Linked DNA regions of Homo sapiens: region 1 is linked to region 2. Evidence: chromatin loops called from intact Hi-C (ENCODE). Cell type or tissue: ascending aorta. All regions are shown on one strand.

Region 1 (2,500 bases), 390 kb after region 2:
GTTAGGAATTCAGTAAAGGCTCAACTGAGCAGTTCATTTCTAGTCTACTTGGTGTCAGATGGGGAGGCCAGGGCCAAAGGTTCCTCTTCCAAAATATCTTCTTCATTCATGTGTCTGGCACTTTGGTGTTCCCTGCCCCAACCCCTACACACAGACACACCCCACACAGTGTATTGTAGATTCATTTTTACTCTATTGCTACTTCTGTAAACTACTTTGATGGTAAATAACTTCATATATTTAAAGTTTGTTATTTCTATAATCTCTTTAGCAATTCAGTCTGCTAACATGGCACCTAGGAAATATTCATGGCCTCGTACTTGTTCTGGGTCCATAATTTAGTGGACCTGAGAGGCTTCACAGAGAACTAAATATATACAAATCTTGGCTGAGAGCAGACTCATGTTCTTCTGAAATCGGAAGCCCTGTAGCCATATTCAGTGCAGTACACAATTACAATGTGCTACATAAATGTGGGGACTAACAAACAATTGCAGACTGGATTTTGAATCTACATAGAAAAACTCCCTTCTTTTCAACTTCAGCTTGCTGCAAAAGTTTTCTTATACTTAAGCCTCAGAGGTGTTGAGGTTTTGTTTGTTTTGCAGAAGAAAGAGGCACAATTAGAGGTGCCTCACAGGAAGAGTAAGCCAGCCTTAACTACAGGGAATTCAGAGATGAGATCTGTGATGTCCAAACATTTTTTATTGTATACTTCATCGGTAAGGACTTCGAGCATGTAGTCCTAATATATGTGTCTTTGTAAATTATATACCTGACTTACCATAATAACAAAAGGAAAAGACAAAAATTAAATGTAGCTGTGATTTCTAAAATTTTTTCCTGTACCTCAGAGGACTGTCTTGGAGACTAGAGTCAGAAAAAACAGTAGACAGGCTTTTGCAATTACCAAGTGAGGTTTTTAAGAAAATTGTTCAATTGTCAAGTCCATCTTTAGGATACTGACTAAATAATTTAAGGATGTTGATAGAAACAGTACCCTATCCTTTCCTTTTTTGGGAAGGAGGAGTAGGCACGTTATTATGGGATAGGAGGGCTGAACACTGCAGTATCCAGTGTTAGCAGTCTAAGAAAAGAGGTCAGGGTGGCAATTCCATTGTGAGACATAATTAATATTTGTTAAGGGCTTAGAGCCAATCAGATTAAGAGGAAGGGTCAAAATCATGATTCATTATGACCGCCATGTTCCTGAATTCCAAGCAGATTCCAAAAATGTGACCTAATCTGCCAAGAGCTTTGGCAGATTTACAGACAGACTAGCTTGAGTAAAGTCACCAGCATTGCAGTGCTCAAGATCCTCACTTTGCAATTGAATAGAACTTGGCCTACATTCTTCTGGTTTCAGAATAGGAGCCTCCACTCTCAGCAAAATCTGTTCAATTTTCCTGTTCATCATTCAAGTTTTCTCATGATCTCCATCCTGGTCTAGCTTTCATGCAGTCATTCAATATTTAATGAGTACTACTATGTGTCAGGCAATGTTATAGGTGCTGGGGAGGCAACAGAAAACAAAACAGACATAGTACTTTCCCTCATGGAGCTTACAGCATGATGAGGGGGGCAGGCAATAATATTAGATAACACTAAGTTAAAAAGAAGAATAACACATGTTTTAGAGTGACAGGGGCAACTTCTACTTTTAGTCAAGATGGAGTAAAGAACTAGTTTTGCCGTCCTACCCGTAGCAACCTAAAAACAGGTAAAATAAATGAAACCACAGTTTGCAAAACACTGTGCATCAGGTGACAAGAGGACAGTGATCCCTGAGAGATGGGAAACAGATGAGGTGTATCCTACCACTCCCCCAGCACCCTCCCCTGAGGGAGTTTCCAGGCCACAGCAGAGAGGGGGAATTCAGGAAGAATCTGGTGGACTCCTTGAGTTAAGGTGATGGAGACAAGAAGAGATTAAGGCAACTAGAATTCCTAAGACAGAGAACCAGAGAGAAGAGAGTGTACAGAAAGAAAATCCAGAAACTAGCATGAGTATGGTGAGTGATGATGGGCTCTTGCAGGTGAAGTAACTACCCAAGGCTGAGAGAAGAACCATGTGCAAGGTATTAGAGGGAACAGTACCTGATGCTCATACAGGGCCAAGAAGAGTCCCTCCTTCCACCATCCAGGTTGAAAAAAATCTCAAGATCTATGGAGCATTGAATAGACACACAATCCCCTTTTGCTTCAATAGAGGCAAAAAACCTAGAGTGGTAACTGCTCCAATCCTGCTAAACAAATCTTAAAAGCAGAACTGAAAGGACAAATCTGTTTCCAAATAACTTAACTATATTCCAGAATAAAGCTCAAGGATATTTATAGGAATACAGAAATATCCAGCACAATCTATCAAAGACCTCTGCAAGTAGATCCATGCCCAAATTGGTATTGGGACTGCAGATGACTAATAAATAGAAGAAAATGTGCTCAACCTCCCTAGTAATCCAGGAAATAGGAAATAAAATAACAATAAGACACCTGTGGAG
Region 2 (2,500 bases):
TAATGGGATTTTGCAAAAAGGCTCTGAAAGCAACATCTTACATAGTAGAACTTAGGGTATTTATAAATTCACTGATTTATATAATGCTTTTTTAAAAACTTTGAGCCACTATGAAACCATACATCTGATACATCTACTATTCTAAATACATCTAAATACATTCTAAATATTTAGAAATTATTTAAAAATGCGGTAGTACCTGAAGGAAAAGATAAATATTTTTAAAAATATAACTTTATCCTCCTTAAAAATAAGCCTGCAGAAAACTTAAAAATAATTCTCTTTTGATTTCATGTTGGGTGAATTTAGCTCCTGAAAAGGCAGCTTTGGGGGTGGTGGTAGAAGCAGGGAGGGAAGGAGACCATGTACCCTGAAAAGAGAGTGCAGACTAAAAATCATGAACTTGAATCCCATTATGTGCAATTTGCTCAGCTTCAAATTAGTCATGTCTCAGAAATATAATGGTTGAAAAAGCAGGTCACTGTTCTCAGCTCTTCTAAAACTGCTAAGAGTATGAAGATCAGAACTGGATTAATAGAAAATTGTTGCATTGTTTTCAGCATACCCATAAATGAGACTATTCCAAACATAAACTGTAAGTATCAACAAATCACCAATTATTATTTCTTTAGAAAAGATCATTGTTTCTTCCAAAAGGTAACTTATGTGAGTGGCCTTTTTAAATTTTTAATGTTGAGGATGTAATGTATACTGTATAAGATATAACATACACACATATGTAATCAATTTTCTCAAATTGTGCATGGATTATCTACTTCTTTCAAGGATGTAGCCCACACGATTGTGCTAGTATTGTTTAAGTGGAGGCAACTGGTCTTTACTGTGACCCATTTATGTGAGCTTTTGTTTCTGCTGCTGTTGTTTATTTGGAAGTTGCAGAATTTTAAGAAATTAAATTACAGTTATGCAGAGTATATGTGTTTACTCTCCAATTTATTAGATTTTAAGCTTGTTGCATTTCTTTTAATATATCTTAATGATGCAATAGTTGTAATCCTTCAGTATTTGGGTGTCTGGTGAGAATCTTGACAAGAATCTTGACAAGATTAATCAATTGGTTTTTGGTTGATGTTAAGTCATATTTTTCTGTATTCAATTCTGCTTTTTATTTTGTAAAATGTCATTGTTTTCCTCTTTGTTAACTACTAGAAGTATCTAATGTGGTTTGTAGGAGTACTGTGCAACCTTATAAATTAATCTTTTTTAAAAGAGCATGTTTTTAATTTACTCTTTTGTAAACTCTTAAAAAGAGTTTTCAATTACTCTTTTTTAAAAGAGTAATTGAAATTACAATATTTGACTTAAAAAAAACTTAACTATTTGGTTCTTGCAGTGTAATCATGCTCATGCTAACAATCTCTAATTGCTCTTTTTTTTTTTTTTTTTTTTGTGACGGAGTCTCGTTCTGTCAGCCAGGCTGAAGTGCAATGGCTCACTGCAACCTCCGCCTCCCGGGTTCAAGTGATTCTCCTGCCTCAGCCTCCCGATAGCTGGGATTACAGGCACCTGCTACCACGCCCAGCTAATTGTTGTATTTTTAGTAGAGACGGGGTTTCACCAGGTTGGCCAGGCGGGGTTTCACCGGGTTGGCCGGGCTGGTCTCAAACTCCTGGCCTCAGGAGATCCACCTGCCTCGGCCTCCCAAAGTGCTGGGATTACAGGCACAAGATGCCCGGCTTGAATTGCTCTTTCATCTGATTGTTCTTTCAGTACAACCTGTCTAGACTTCTATTCGAACTTTCCCTTTTCCTGTTACAGTGAGAAACATTTCCTTGAGCTAATAGTGTTATGTGTGGCTTTGTGAGGTTTTCAGGTTCCCTGCCTGAAACCCAGATTGAGACTTCAGGCCTTCCCTTCCTACATGACATTTTACAATGATTTGACCTTAAAATGTTTAAATCCATATAAACTGCAGAAATATTTCTTACCTTATATTCCTCATAAAGGTGTTTCTATGGAGATTTAGAATTTTGAATTTGTTGAAATTATATAAAGGTCCTTAAAACTCCTGTGTGCTACTTGCCTGATTTGCAAAATATCTATTAGGGTGTACTGTGTGCTCAGGATGGGGCTACATGCCGACACGGGGTTGGTAAAGAGGAGACATGGAGCTTGAGTAAACTAGGGGAGCTGTGGGTAGAAAAGAGCCCCTCGTCATCTAAGTTTACAACAAAAGATTTCCTAGGATGTAGTTTTCTAGCATCAAGATAATTTTCACTTATTTATTGGGAATTCGAGAATGTATGAAATTAGAACCCCTACTAATTATACCATCAACTAATTATATTAATATTTCATCTTGAAATAGATATATTAATAAAATGATAAAATGTTTAACATGTATTGAATGTGCAATATGTGCCAAAGCCTGTCTAATTTCATCTGTACAAAACCTTGGCAAATTGGTATTTTTGTACCCCTTTTACATGTAAGGGAACTGAGGTGCAGAAAGATCTAGTAAAACTGCACAAGATTACCT

The links. A loop is a pair of places that touch in the nucleus more often than their neighbours do. Peaks named below come from ENCODE experiments on the same cell type or tissue, not always from the same donor. Only the 100,000 strongest peaks of a DNase experiment are listed, where the experiment ranks them.
Region 1: it touches region 2 in a loop (4-fold over the local background); 12 of 110 quality-filtered maps call a loop at or near these places.

What each region holds. Positions count from the first base shown.
Region 1 is chr1:67,839,362-67,841,861 of GRCh38, reverse strand. All of the region lies in intron 1 of GNG12-AS1 (GNG12, DIRAS3 and WLS antisense RNA 1), which reads right to left. Among named protein-coding and RNA genes, the nearest start is that of GNG12, 7.1 kb to the right of the region's middle. In ascending aorta, no CTCF peak of the experiment used is centred here; a DNase peak (open chromatin) is centred at 1,244; H3K27ac peaks cover 2,500 bases.
Region 2 is chr1:68,226,316-68,228,815 of GRCh38, reverse strand. All of the region lies in intron 1 of WLS (Wnt ligand secretion mediator), which reads left to right. Among named protein-coding and RNA genes, the nearest start is that of WLS, 5.0 kb to the left of the region's middle. In ascending aorta, no CTCF peak of the experiment used is centred here; no DNase peak of the experiment used is centred here.